Regions from separate parts of the Homo sapiens genome. Here region 2 is linked to region 1. Evidence: chromatin loops called from intact Hi-C (ENCODE). Cell type or tissue: A673. All regions are shown on one strand.

Region 1 (8,000 bases):
CCCAAGGCATGTAGCTATAAGTATGAAATCGAACCCAGCCAGGCCACTTCTCTGAACAAGGGCCAACAAGGTTTGAGGTAGTCCTCCACAGAAGCAGGCTGGAGGTAGTAGGCCGCAACACTGAAAGTTTTAGAGAGAAGAGGATGGCTGATAAGCAGAGCACACCATGAAACAAGTAAATGACCAGATGTCCAAGTTGCTGAAAAATAAGGATCTCCTCTTGTAGATTGTGCTTCAAATGGTGTCTTTCCCTCCGTTCTCCTGCTTCTCCCTGGGAGAACTATCCAGCATTTCCATAATTATTTAGTTTTCTTCTATTCTTATTTCTAAGAATCACCAATATCTTTAATTTAAGTAGGATGGCCAAATTTAGGCTAATCTTTTTGAGTGGTTGTTGCCAAGGGCCAGGAGAACATGCCTGGTTTTCCACTCTGTCACTGGCACTGTAACTATTATTACTATTAATACTATAATAAATAATATAGTGAAGGCATTTGTGAATAAATTATTCTGTGTTCAAAATACCTTGATAACATGATAGAGACCTCAAAGTCAGTCCACAGAAGCAGAGGCAGCCAAGGGAGGGGTGGAAGGGCAGAAAAAAAGGGAAGAGTTCATGTTCCTAAGAAGAACACTGCACTCCACACCTCTGCATGTCAGTCTTTGCATACAGATCCTGCCTGCAAACCAAGCCATACTAGAGAAAGAGAACCCACGGAGAGCTATTCAAGGTAAGATTTACAGCAAATGGAAATATGCCAACATTATTCAAACAGAAAAATTTCCTAAGAAAGGAAGAAATGCAAATCTATTCTTTTCCCTAAGCTCAAAGAAATAAAGCCTATTTAAAGCCCATTTTGTTAGCAGAATGATAAAATATCTTCCCCTGAATCAACTTAATAGTTGTTTTTTTATAAAATGCTCGCAAACATGAAGTGTGTGTGTGTGTGTGTGTGTGTACACAAGGATGAGTTTGGGGCCATGAACCTCATTGAAGTCTATTAAGAAATGTTCTGATTAGCGCATTGTGTCTTGCAGTCTATTGAAAAGGTCAAGGTCTATAGCTGAGCTAAATATAACCTGGTGAGAGAGAGCAAGGAGAGCTCTGGAAAATTTTGGGAGGCTTTCATACTGTTTGGAAGATAAGAAGATTGTTTGAAGGGATTTCATTCTTTATGAAGTGTGTGGCTGAAAAAAAGAAGTATCAAGGACAACTATAACTTCTTATACAAATAACTTTAAAGGAAAATCTAGAATAATTTCTCACTGTTTAAAATCATAAAAATGATGTTATGTTCCCCTAGTCTATATTTTCTCTAAGAAATGCAAATCATTTTCATAGGTTTCAATGGAGCTGGTAATCTTATGCTGTTTGGGAAGAACAGAGGTCAGGGTGACCTTCCTAACATGCGCAATTGACTGGGATACTCTGCTGCTGAAAACTCCAGTGACTCATCATGGCTTTTGGGAGAAAGTCCAAAACCCCTTTGTGGTGCAATCAAGGCTCTTCATTTTCTGGCCGATTATTACATTTCCAGCTTCTCTTCCACCTTTTTCCTCTCATGTATTCTGTGGCTTTTCAGATGACTCATGATGTAATGGTTGCCTTTGGACAGAGTGTCCTTTCCCACATTGCCTGTGGTCTCCTCCTTGCCCTGGAACTGTCATTTCCTCCAATCATCCCACCGCCTGACAGCCCCATCCCACTCTCTATTCTTCTCCCCAGAACAAAAATGACTGCTGTGATGGTTAACTTTATGTGTCTACCTAGTTGGGCCATGGTGCCCAGGTATTTGGTCAGGCATTATTCTGGATGTTTCTGTGATGGTGTTTTTTGGATGAGATTATTATTTAAATTGGTGGACTTTGAGTAAAGCAAATTCCTAATGTGGGTGAGCATCATCCAATTTTTTGGAAGCCTTAGTAGAACAAAGACTGACCTTCTCCAAGCAAAAAGGGTTTCTGCAGTAGGCCACTTTTAGGTTCAATCTGCAAAACGGACTCTTTTCTAGGTCTCTTGTCTGCTGGCTCGTCCTGCAGATTTGGATTTTTCAGCCTCCGTAACTGTGTGAGCCAATTCCTTAAAATAAATCAATCTCCCTCTGTACACACATCCTATTGGCTCTGTTCCTCTAGAGAGCCCTGACTAATACAATTGCCCCTTCCCTTTGGCCTCTGCTGTACCTTTTACAGTTCTATGATATTACAGCTAGCATATCATATTTATTGGTTAACATCTCTGTCCTCCTTCTGCAAGCTTCAGGAGCACAGGGGCTCTGTCCCTCATCAATGTATCCCCAGTGCCCACTCAACATAATAAGTTGAATTATAAATAAGCAAGGTCCCCAGATAGATATAGGAACACAGATGTTAAGCAAAACGTTCCTCACCACGTAATAGATATCTTCAGAAGGTTACTCAAAGTTGTTATAATTTTTGTTCTCTTATCTCATGTCTTCCTCCTTGTTATCTGCCAATTATAAAAGCAAAATCTTGACAGAAATGTCCCTTGTGGGTCCCTACCACTCCAACACATATTTGGGTAGAGGAAGTGCATAGCAAATTATAATGCAGTGTATACATAAGTGTGTGTGTGTGTGTGTGTGTGTGTGTGTGTGTGTGTGTGTTGGGTTAAGGGCATGTGCCAAAAGGAGCATAGCTCAAAAAAATAATAGGCTACTGATTCCTTTAGCCCTATTTCAATGAATTATGATTATTTGTCCTAATCAATAATATTTACCATGTGCGTAACACTGATATATATATATATATATTCTCAGATTGTCGTGAGAACATATATATATGTATGTGTGCATATGGAGAGAGAAGAGAGAAGTTAGTCTCTTAGCCTCTATCCTGGTCTGGAATCTTCAGCAGCCCTCCTGGTTACTGCACGGAGTGTGGACTTTCCCATTACTTTTAAAGTCATATTTGCTATTTACTCCTTTCTCCACCAGCGTACCAGGTTCCTTCATTACTTCCTGTTCAAGTTTTATAAATTCCTATCTCAACCTGTAGAGGTCCCTTTTCTCCACAAGTCCAATTACTGGATTCTTCAGAGTTGAAGTAATGTCCATTTCTCCCACATATTTCCTGACTGAAATTCTGCCCAAAGAATCCCTTAGAGGCTACACATTTCAATCAAAACACATTTAAAACACATGTACCAAGCTGTGGTCCTGTTGTTTTGTGCAGGGAGCCAGGCTGAAGGGTCCTTGAGGCAGAAACAATGGCAGTTGCCTCAAATCCTCCCTAGGCTGGTTCATAGTTGGCTGTTAGTACTTGTGCTCTGACTTATTGAGGACCATTGTTTTGTGTCTCTTTCATAGAAAGATACAGAAAGGGGAGGTAAGTACCTCATTCCTGACACTCACCTGGGCTGGCTAACAAATCCAGGGTTGGCCAAGCTATAGCCCTCCTTGACAGGGATTCTTAGTGGTGTATTTAGAGAACGTATTTTTCTCCAGCAAAAAGTTCTTTATTTCGTTCCATCTTTATTTCGTATTTGTTTATATAATACTCTATTTTAAGGGGATAAAGTATATCCCAAGAATCTTCCAATCAGATTGTTGGCTAGAAATCCAGTTAATTTCCTTGCAAGACGTGGAACTTGATGGCAAATAAACTTTGTAAATCATCTAGAATGTGTAAGAAATACTGTAACTTTATCCCATTTAATTTTTAAAATCCCCAATTTTAAAAATCAATTTAGGATGTATATGGATTGCTGTTTACTCAAACTCTCCATTTGTTACTTTTTTTCTCTTACTTTCATTTTATTGAACACAGAACTATTTATGTGCTTGTGTACACACATGCAACTGGAGAACACATGTTTAAAATAAAACAAGAAATCAAGACAGAGAGGAAAACTGCATTCATTATCTGAAAGAAAATTTCATGGTTAAAGAATTTTGGTTTCAGACATTTTGCTTCATATTTTGTTTAAACATAAGACAAAAATATTGATCAGGATAAGATAACACTTTAAAAATGTATCCAGCTTTTAATCTTTAAGTATTAATTAATTGTGCATATTGTCATATTTGCCTAGATGCATGTTGGAAAAATCATGTTCTATTGTACCACTTCCTCCCAGACTTAGAATAGGTGAGATCTAACTTGTACTTGATGATATTTACTGTGAGATCAAATGAAAAGATTTTTATTTTCTAAAAATTTGAAACTATAGCTGGTCATCATATTACCTTTCACTAGACACATTTGATGTAAACGAAAACTGAGGTGGGAATGGCCAAAATATTCCTTCTGAAAGCTTGTCTGGTCCCTAAAACTTGGAAGAGCATACATCTCTATTTCATTCTCCTATTTTTCATGCCTTTTGCTATGAGAAAGGGCCATGAAGTGGTGGGCTCATGTGCTGTCTGGAAGTTTTCTAAACCTGAGAATAGGGTACAGAAACATGGCTCTCTGGACAGCTGGAGAACCCAGTCTGCCTCTGCCATCATCAGCAACCATGACTTATATAGGATACACATGCACGAAAGCTGCTTTTATATTAAAGTTTTATATTAAAACTGCTTTTATATTAATTGACTGCAACCTCAAGGATCACCCTGGACTACATCACTATTGATTACTCATACTCTATAATTCTCGTGGTCCCAAGCCCAGATTTCAACCCCTGGAATATACTGCTCTACTGAAAAAGAACTACCCTCTACCCCTCGAGTGTTTTGAAGTAACCAATGCAACTATCTACACTGACAGATGAATACATTAATTCCACTTAGAAGTAGGATGATTAATTATTGTTGATTATACATATTTTGAGCTACTATTTCTTTTTTTTTTTTTTTTTTTTTTTTTTTTGAGACGGAGTCTCGCTCTGTCGCCCAGGCCGGACTGCGGACTGCAGTGGCGCAATCTCGGCTCACTGCAAGCTCCGCTTCCCGGGTTCACGCCATTCTCCTGCCTCAGCCTCCCGAGTAGCTGGGACTACAGGCGCCCGCCACCGCGCCCGGCTAATTTTTTGTATTTTTAGTAGAGACGGGGTTTCACCTTGTTAGCCAGGATGGTCTCGATCTCCTGACCTCATGATCCACCCGCCTCGGCCTCCCAAAGTGCTGGGATTACAGGCGTGAGCCACCGCGCCCGGCCTTGAGCTACTATTTCTTAAGAGCTTGTTAACATTTGTGCTAGAAACCTTACATTTTCTCCTAAATCCCATTAACAGGCTTAGATGATTATTCTCATTTTACAGAAGAGAAAACTGGCTCAGAGTAATGTTCAAGGTCATGTAACTTTCTCACAGCAAGCCATTTGAACCCAGGTCTCCAGGATTTCAACCCAGGTCTCCAGTGACAAAGGAAGAACTCTCCCAGCTCAGTTATGCAGCCTTGGGAGGATCCCCGAATTAATTGAAAGTGGTGAGCTCTCTATATGATTTTGTACAGCTACAGTGACTCTTTAATTTAATGTGCTATATTAAGAACATTAGCAATAGTAACAATTTGTACTACAATGAATTAAACACTGTCACTCACATTACAATGAGGGACTCCTTCCTTAAGAGAGCAGTTTTCATCCCAAGTATTAGTTTCATTATCTGACTTTCTTTTGAGTGTCTTTTTGTCTTTTCCCTCCACAAAGTTACATTTGTTATCTAGTGCTTTATGAACCTTCACTACACAATGTGTGGTTAATAAATAGTTGGCAAGGAGTCTTGGCTATGTATCAAGGGAATTTTAAAGATAAATTAGTTTAACTGATCTGAAGGTGCTAGATTAAATATATTGCTATGGATTCATGTATTTCCACTAGAATTTACAATTAAATACAAACTACAAGTGAGGTATTAAATCAAATTCTATGGTTGTTTCCCTGGGATATTTCTTTCAAAGTCAGGATGCAAACAGCATACATCTATTAAAGATCCTCTAAATACAGTCTTGTCAGAAAGTTAGTTAAACTATTTATGTCATTACATCAGCATGGCTCAATAGCTCAGAACTAGATTCTGAGACAAAAATTTAGTTTGCTGATACCAGGCCAGAATTTCCTCCATTTTTTTTGGCAACTATTATTTGTAAGATCTTTAGTTCACAGTAAGCTCATAGGCAGCCAACAATTCTTTAAATTTTAGTGTCTGGACATATTCACAAAAGCAGAGATAGAAAGGGAAAATGCATCTCTATACCTTGCAGAAGAGAGAGATGCTTGACTATTGTGCAATGCTCCATCTGGAAAGCAGGCTTGGTGGAGGCAGGATGCTGACCCATGAAGACTGATAGAGCAGTTTTTTTGCTCTTCAACTTTTCAAATAGATTTGCTAAAGCAGTGAGCTCCAATTATGGGAGCCTTTGAAGGATGGTAGAAAGGAATTGGTGGTTTGAAGGATGAAAATGGCTAGACTACGTTCCTGCTCTCACCTTCTGCACAGGAGCATCTCAAGGGGTTGCACATAGCAATTGAAGAGGAGGTGATAGATCGCACAGTGCTCTACTGGAGCCAATCAGAACAAACTCACCTGGAGGAAAGCCCATAGGGATCAAAGCCCTTCTTCATACTGTCCTCTGAGGATCAGAGCCCTTCTTCACACTGCCCTGTGGTATCAGAGCCCTTCTTTATACTGTAATTCAAGCAAACAGGGCAAAGATGCAGAAAATCTGCCTGGTAATAAATTTGGATATTTCCTGAAGGCCAGCACTAGACGAGTGCAGGAACCTGGGAATGATTCTGGGAGATGGAAATTGGCAGGGGTGGACATTAGAGAGAAGGTCCAGAATAGCCTATTCAGAGGTGAAACAACCAGGAAGCTGTGCTGGGCTGATGCCATATGGTGAGGTCTATTTGATAATTTGGCCTTCCTGTCTTCAGTGATATATAACAAAGCTAGAGAAATATGAGGATACTAAGGTAGTGATTGTGGAGAAGCATGTATTTTATAGGAATAATGTAAGTGGGAATGATTTTCTTGTTAGTCAGTTGGCCCTAATCAAACCAAATAAGTAATTGGACAACATTCAAAGGCAAAAATGATCTGAGAGCATATTAGGAGGGGAAAAGACACAAAGCTTTGAATTCAAGACGAGATGTGCAAGTACCCATTTTGGCATAAATCCTTACGAAAAAACTGTCAGGTTTTATCTAATGCACCTAATCCAAAAATCCTAAATTTGAGACTCAAATGACATTGTTCTTAATTAAGCCAGATACTTTTCCAAAAGGCTAAAAGATAACTTCTTTGTTTCTCCGGGGTCAGCTTTGTAACAGCTCAATTTCTAGTGAGGGGCAGGAAAAGGACTTGTGATTTTGAAGAATTCTACAATTGTACATTCCCCTTTTCCCCCAAATCATTTTCTACTTACCATATAAAAATACACCCATTTTCTTAAAAAAATCATCTTTGCAGATATATAGAGATGCACTATGAAGGGCTGAGTGGAGAGGAACTGACCTATGGGATGGACTCTTTCTATCTTAGGGAAGAGATCTCTTTGCTGATGCTGAGCTACACTCACCACCACTGCTCAATGAAAAGTCCTGGTTGCCCTAGAAAGAACTGAAAGAGAAATGACTTCAAGGTTTGGGATTAACTGGAGAAGAAAATGTTACATTTCTAAGGGAGAGGACAACAGATGTCTCATGAAACTGCATCTAACCCCATAATGTTTCAAATTTTTGTCTTTGTGAAGGCAAATTATAATCATGTGGGTGTTTGCCTAATCACCACTTGTTACACAAAGTGTCTTGTGCTAGTGGTTAGCTTATATCCTGAGATGGCTATGGGGCCATACAGATTTTCCCCCAAAACCTATGAATATGAGTGTACTATTGGAGTTATTTTCATTTACTAAAAATGGAATCTTAAAATTCATTGGAATAATTACTGAAAGGGACTGAAAATCCAGTTATTAGTGAGGTTTTATGACGATAAGCATTTGGAATATATTATACTGAATTCCATTTACTCTGAATAGCACCTAGGTTAGTTAGAATAATTAAAATCAGGCATTCACTTTTATGAGTTGAATGAA
Region 2 (8,000 bases), 79 kb before region 1:
CTAATCTGTTGCTCCAGTGTCCTCTTATAAATAATAATTATTTATATCCAACCTTCCCTGGTCAAGCTACTGTGTGTTTTTCTGCTATAATTGGACCTTGACTGATATACAAGGGCCATGAGAGAGAACTGGTTCCAGCTTGTAAAGATCAGGTAAGTAAATATCTCAATACCTAAAAAATGCAAAACAAAACAATGGAGCTGTCTCCTGCCTTGGATCACATGGTGCTAAGTTATTAAATCCAACTCCTGTGCCTGGTATTTCAGGCCTCCTGTCAATGGTCTCTATGCAGCTTCACCATTTCAGAAATCCCACTTTTCATATTTTTTTTCTTGTCAGTACTTTTTATTCCAGCCAAATCTGCACGCTACCCTGCACAAGGTGACCTATATTCTCACATCCACCCATTCATTTTTTCCTATGCAATTACCTCTTAATTCCATGTTTATTTCCTTCTGTAAACCAGTCCTAACTCCTTATAAACCCAGCTCACCATTCAAGTTCTTTGAAAAATCTCTCTAGACCTTCTCACACACTATTTGTTCATTTGTCCTGTATGTGCCCCCAGCACTTCTATGATCTTAGTGCACACATGCAATATAAAATATACATTTTAAATACTTGAAATCTCTTCAATAAGACTGTTGAGACTCCTCCCTGCCATTAAGTCACAAACTCCTCAAAAGCAAGGACTTTCTCTTTTATTTCTCCTATATTTCTTTCTTGAGGGACCTGGTACTATGCTTATCAGAGGCTTCTTGCTTATTGGAGCTAACTGAATGACTAGGGACAGCTGGAACTTTTAGCTCTTTGTCAGTGATTTTTGACAAATGATGTGCTGACATCTGCTGCAGAAGAAAAGTGCACAAAGAAATTATCCATACCCTTGAGGCATATATAACATTAAAAAATGCACATGGTTGGTGCATTTCACACTTAAGGGTAGTATGGTGGTCAGAAGTGAATCCCATCCAATGTGGCTGCAACATTGTGTCAAGCTGAAGAGTCAGCTAAAGGTTACAGCCCAGGGCCATGTTTAAGGGCCAATATGACTGACACACACACTGGCCAGTTACTGTAAGTAGAATCTTAAATAGTTTTCTCAACACTTTGTATGCATCAGTTGGCAAGTCTGCATCATGAGCAGTGAGCTGGAACACAGACACTCTATCTGCACTGAAGCCAGGCTTGGTGTAGCATTAGCTCTGCAGGGTTGGAAACAAATGACAGATAACAGAAGGCCTGCTAACCAGCTTCCATTTCCGGGTGAAAAGGGCATCAAGAGAAATGTGGACTTCTTGAGGAAGATAGAAGGTGCTGCTACCTACTCTATAAATACTGCAAGGTGATCAACACTGGCTTGTAGCCCTCAGAAACAAAGTAAATAATTTTGAACTGTGGGACCACAAATTCTGGAGAGTAAAGTAACAGAATCATGAACAGTGGCCAATCTAGTAGCCAACTTTCCAGAAGGTATGCATAGATGCAATGAGCTGCTGATCCCCCGTCCATCTTTATCCCCATGCTAAAGAATATGAACACCCGTGATGTCAGCAGCATCCTTCTGTGAATACAAGGGACAGTGAGTGAGAGAGGTCTCATACATCAGAAGAAATGTGGGAGAACCCTGACACTATAAAGAACAACAGGACTTATTTAATCATCAGCTGGTAACACACATAAGATATTTTTGGTTTCTTAAATAGTCATATTGTAGTTATACAAAAGGAATAATATCCAAACAAAATTGATTTGAACAGAAAGCAACATGGTATTTTTTTAGCAATATTTTCAGACATTTAGGCAAATAATTTTTCCAAGGCATTTTAAGTTAATGTTTGATAGGACCAGTGCTGAGGCAAATCATTCATTTCTTGGGTTTGAGAAGCCTGTTTCATATCTAATATCAGAACACATTACCATTTACAATGTGGCCTCCAAAAATTATAGCCTAAATGTCCAAAGGCACTCAATGAGAGGAGAATCGGAGTCAGTTCTTAATTTCTTTGAAAAAGGAACCAAACGTTAGTTAAAATTATATAGAAAAGTTCTATGAAAATGGTACACTTATTTTTAACAGAAAAAGCTTAAATTTAGCTCTAGGGAATCCCAGTAATATGAATGCTACTGGTTGCAAATAATCCAGCCATTCTGCACATGCAAAATCTACTTGAAAATTTTACCTGATAGGACAACAAGGGAAGATTTGTCACCCAAATTTAGTATTCCAACAACATAGACTCAAACTAAATATTATCTATGTCATCACTGATATCTACACAAGAGATACTTTGTAAATATAGAAAGATTCTTAGTACATCATCAGATAAAAAAAATCACTGAGCATTTGACTTCTGTTGCTTGGCGAGTTCTACAACTTTATTTGCCAGTATCTGAGGATTATGTATGTCAGGGCAGTGCTGTATTTTGATTTCTGTTGTGCTATCTTAGCTGAATATGGCAGTGACGTAGGGAAAGCTTAGCCTAGGGTAGTAGCTGCAGCAATTAAATACCATTCTATTCAAGGCTTGCTTGGTAATGTTCCTAATACAAAATTACCTCTAATTAAATTCCATATCCATGCAGAATTATCAGCACTGATGTAGAGCAGGAATGGGCCATGTGTATCTGATTTTCAGTGGACATGAGAACAGCTGTCATTGCCACATACCTCAGACTTGTGCTCCTCTCTGCCTGCTTCCCAAGTCCTTCCATCCAAGGCATCCAAGACCCTATAAGCCCTGATGCTCCAACATGAAAAGAGCCATACATTTATCACATTTAATGATTATAGAGATCTGGTTCAGATAATTCATATTTACAGATATTTTCTGATTTGCTTTATTGCAAGAGCAACTGTCAACTGCAGGGTGAGAATGTTAGATTTTTCAATAGTTTTCTACCTACAATACCACATAATGAGGCAGATGTGCTTTATTTGGATTTTGCATTGGGGAAGGTCTAGCCTGGCAGTTTGATCAGAGGTCAAGTTTTAGAAGTTCAGAGTTTTAATCTCAAATTCTCAGCACACAGCAGCTACAGTGTGCAAGGAACTGTCCCCGGTGCTGAACCTCTACTAATTTGTTATACAGAGACTCATTCAGTACAAATAATGACAGGGATGGTATCTTCACGAGGGCTGAGCAAAGCTAAAAGGGTCCTTGTTTTGTAAGAACAGCTGAGTAGGAAATCTAATTTTAACTTCTGAGTAAGAATCCTTTGGGGCTGTTGGGATGACACAAAGATGCATTGAAACTAATAATCAATTAGAAATTGCATACCTTTCTTGGAGAAGACTCTCTCCTATAACTGTCAAAGCCTGTTAGAATTGAAGTAACAGAGAAAAAGGAAAGATCAGTTTGTTTCAAAGAACAACAGGTAATGTCAATAGCCAAGGTATAGAATCAACCTAAGCATCCATTAATGGATGAATGAAGAAAGAATATGTGGTATATAAACACAATGAAATGCTGTTCAGCCTTAAAAAAGAAGGAAATTCTGCCTTTTGCAACAACATGAATGAACCTGGAGGACACTGTATTAAGTGAAATAAGCCAGGCACAGAAAGTCAAATACCGCATGATTGTAATTATATGTGGAATCTAGAAAAGTCAAATTAATAGAAGCAGGGAATAGAATGGTGGTTACCAGGGCCCGGGGGTGGGAACTGGAGAGATGTTGCTCAAAGGAGATAAAATTTCGGTTAGATAGGAGGAATAAGGTCAAGAGATCTACTGTAAAACATGTGGGCTATAGTTAATAATAACGTATTATATACTTAAAAATTGCTAAGAAAAATTTAAAGTGTTCTCACCACAAAAAAATGGTAAGAGAAGTAATGGATATGTTAATTAGCTTTATTTAGCCACTCCACAAGGTCTATATATATCAAAACATTGTGTTGTATTATATCATTTTGTATTCATCAATTGAGAAAAATAATAACAAGTGATGTTGACTTCAAGATGCACAGCAGCAGCACATGGAAATATAGTAGACCCTTGTCTAAATTGATTCAAAGAAGAAAACTTCCACAAATATGTTGTGGATAAGCCTGCTCACCCTAAATCTGTCCAACATTACAACATCTTCTACTTCCTCCTGCAGAGGTTCTATCACCATAACAACCCACACCCTATAATTTGGTTACAAAAGCAGCAGAAAGGGTGCTCCATCATTAAGTAATTTGGTTTCTGGATGTTCCCAACTAAGTCATCCCAGTTCTTCATAATATCTAAAATCCCTTTGTGTCCTCACAATGTCCAGCATCCATATGTCAAATACCCCAAACTGCATGGATTTCTACACTGGATTGGAGACTCCAGGTTGCTATAAAGAGGGCCATAAAAATGAAGCATGGAGTGGAGGTAATTATGCTAAAGTGCTTAAATGCAAACCAGAGGAATTTGGTTTATTTGTAGATTCCTATTTGAAAAACTAAAAATACAGAAAGTTTTAAACTTTCTGCCTCTGATATTTACATTTGTAGCTGTGAACAGCTGGACTCTAGAGGCAGGAAATTTGATGCTCACAGCCCTGCCATGGAGTGTCTTTGGGGCTGATAATGAGTCACACATAGCACACTCTCTGGAAGGCAATCTTGTAAGGAAGCAGGCACTCATGTCTAAAATATTAGGCCCTGGAGCCAGTACATACTTTGATTAAAGTGAAAAAATTACATGGGCTCAGTGATGTTTTTCTCATAATATCATTGTCTTATTTATATGAAAGAAATGGCTACAGTACTTTGTGTTGTTTATTCTTACTGAATATATGCCAAGGGTGACAGTGGAACTTATTAGGGCCTGTCAGGCAAATTGGCTCTGGCAGAGCCATGGGAGGAAAGATGACAGCTGGCTAGCAGGGGTGTTGTTTTGGAAACTTTGAAGAAGTTTCATGATGTGAGTACTATGTGAACAATTTAAACACTACCATCTTTGTGTGGGTAATCCTTCATTGTATTTGGTTGATAGGGTCATATTCAGTGCATAAAAGACCCCAAGGAAGAGTTAAAAAATTCGTAAAAATTTCTCCTTGAAGTTCCAAGTTTAAGTGGCCATTGACCTCTTAGTGACTGCCAGTTGTTTGCAATTTGGAGGTGGAGGGCAGCCAATGAGAAAAAGAGGCTGGTGTTTGCTTCACAAATAGGCATCACAGATGATTGGTGATGTTAGTTTCAACAGAAAGACTAATGATAAAGAGGATAATATGGTCTTATCTTTCCTTTATGATTAAAAAAAAACAGAGGAACAAAATTAAAGGAGGCATGTGAGACACTCTGAAGATAGAAAATACCAAGTGTTACTTTTCTCCCTGCTGGTGTGCCATGCTTATTACTGCTGCTGGGCTTGTGCCCATGAGTGGGAGGATTTTGTCTCCAATATTGTGGAACTGAGGCGTGCAGCACTTTGCTCCTAGATCAAAAATGCAAAATTGTTTGTTGTTTAAGCTGGCTGTTTTCTGTGATAGGACCCAAAATGCCAAATGTAATTACAGTCATTGTTTTTGAATGAATGTCATAATTAATTCAGAATGAAAGGACACCTTCTTTTTTCATGTTTTGCTTGGTGAAGGAGGACAACATGTTCAATGTAATTAATGCTTTTGAAATAAATGCATGACTATCCAGGTGGGCACTGAATGCAAGGACAATGTTAGTGAAGAGTTTGTCCAACTGCATATGATTTGCAGAGATGTTTTGATAAATTAGAAGTGGGAAAGACCCTCTGCAGATAACCTACAGGCAGGTGTCACCTAAACTATTGTGCAAAGATGTATAAGTAATTTAATATTTCTTTATAGTCTTTAAGGAGGTGAAAAAACACAATGTTTATTATCCATAAACCATCTCAGTGATTAACAGCCACATGCCTCAAAAGTTCTTTTTAAACCTGGACTCAGATTTATTCTCCTTTTGCTCTTTAATAAATTCTCTGGAGATAAATATCTCTTAAACATAACAAACCAAAGACACATCCCATGTTTTCCACTAGAGAAAGAAGAAAAGCACATCTTTCATAGATCTCAACCTGCCATTCTCTATTTTATTTTTTTTGCATTGAAAGGATACCACTAAATAGTCCTGCACAGAAAATTACTCTTCCTCCTTCTCTTCATCCATCCACCTATCCATCTCTCTATTCCTTCAAAATAATAATAGTTCAAAATAATTACCCTCCTTACCCATGAGCTATATCTAAGAAGCAGAGCTGCTTTGGCTGAAGGTACGGTGATGAGGAGGCCCACTCACTGACCTTGTCCTTCTGTTCCACCCCCTTTTCCCCACTATGGTTATAGCTGAAGCACCTCCACATATCCTATGAGTCTCTGTAGAGCTTGGGAGGAAAATGAGTTCTAAGGAGATGAAATGGCTTGTGCCTGAGTGGCAAACTACTAGAAGAACTGAAATTCTAGAGGAACTTTCTGATTCTCAACATGTCCTCTTTTATTTACAAAGCACAGGAATGAATTAGAGGAAGCCTCTGATTCTCAATATTGACTACTTCGCCGAGAACTGGGTTTCTGGGCATGGCTACAGCTCTACAAACTACATCCTGAATGTTTTGGAGATAGACGCTCGTGTTTTGTATGTGTGTCAAAACTCACGATATTTGGTTTAAATTAGAAGTGATCCAGCAGTTGAGAGGTCACTACTTCCTGAATGCCTGAAAAACCCTCTAATATCCAAAATATTCAATGCTTACTATCTCAATAACAACACCAAGGAACATCGTCTTCTTCTTAATAAGTTTCTTCAGTAAGTGTAACCTTTTATTTCTGAACTAGACACTGTCGCTTGTCCAGTGTTTCAGTTACTTACCTTTGTGAAACTACCTCAAAACTTAGTGACTCACAACAAAACCACTTTATTTTCTCAGGATTCCAAGTCAGAAATTTGGGCAGGACTCATCTGTGTGGGGCTTGTGTGGCACATGGCATTGTTTGGGGTGCTGGAATATCTGGAAGGTCCAAAATGGCCTCACTCCTATGGCTGGCAGTTAATGCTGGCTTTGGCTGGAAGCTCAGCTGCAGCCGTGGGCCAGGAACCTTGCTTCTCCTTCATGTGGACCTCTGCATATGGCTGTTTGGACTTTCTCACAGCATGGTAGTTATGTTTGAAAAAGTTTGAAAATTTGAAGGTGGAATCTACAATTTGTTTGTTTTTTGAGACAGAGTCTCACACTCTGTTGCCCAGGCTGGCATGCAGAGGCGTGATCTCAGCTCACTGCAAACTCCTCCTCCCAGGCTCAAGCGATTCTCCTGCCTCAGCCTCCCAAGTAGCTGGGACTACAGGCATGCACCACCATGCCCGGCTAGTTTTTGTATTTTTAGTAGAGACAGGGTTTCGCCATGTTGGCCAGGCTGGTCTCGAACTCCTGACCTCAAGTAATCTACCTGCCTTGGCCTTCTAAGGTGCCAGGATTACAGACGTGAGCCACTGCACCCAGCCTTTGAAGATCTCTTATGATTCAGTATCAGAAGTTACTCAGAAAATATGGCTACCTTTTTTTTTTTCAAATGGTACATAGCCCAGATTGAAAGAGGAATATCAAGATTGCATTGCAAAAAAACAAAACAAAACAAAACAAAAACACATGAGTGGAGAAGATACTTGCAAATCGGATATCAAATTAGTATCTAGAACTCTTAAAAGTCAATAATAAAAATCAAATAACACAATTTAAAAATAGGCAAATGACTTGAATAGGCATTTCTCTAAAGAAGATATAGAAATAATGAATACATGAAAAGATGCTCAACATCATTAGCCATCAGGGAAATGCAAATCAAAAATTACAATGAGAGCATCCTCCAGGATAGCTATAATAAAAATGACAGATAAAAATAAAACCTGGAACCCTCATTCACTGCTGCTGGGAATGTAAAATGGTGCAGCTGCTGTGGAAAACAGTCTGGTAATTCCTCCAAAGTCTAAACACAGAGTTACCATTTAGCCCAGCAATCCCACTCCTAGGTATATACCCACAAGAAATTAAAAC

What was found. A loop is a pair of places that touch in the nucleus more often than their neighbours do. Peaks named below come from ENCODE experiments on the same cell type or tissue, not always from the same donor. Only the 100,000 strongest peaks of a DNase experiment are listed, where the experiment ranks them.
Region 2: it touches region 1 in a loop (2.0-fold over the local background); 3 of 110 quality-filtered maps call a loop at or near these places.

What each region holds. Positions count from the first base shown.
Region 1 is chr7:104,544,076-104,552,075 of GRCh38, reverse strand. All of the region lies in intron 1 of LHFPL3 (LHFPL tetraspan subfamily member 3), which reads right to left. Among named protein-coding and RNA genes, the nearest start is that of LHFPL3, 220 kb to the right of the region's middle. RefSeq lists an enhancer at 751-1,950. In A673, a CTCF peak has its summit at 3,006; no DNase peak of the experiment used is centred here.
Region 2 is chr7:104,622,798-104,630,797 of GRCh38, reverse strand. All of the region lies in intron 1 of LHFPL3 (LHFPL tetraspan subfamily member 3), which reads right to left. Among named protein-coding and RNA genes, the nearest start is that of LHFPL3-AS1, 180 kb to the left of the region's middle. In A673, no CTCF peak of the experiment used is centred here; a DNase peak (open chromatin) is centred at 3,067; H3K27me3 peaks cover 269 bases.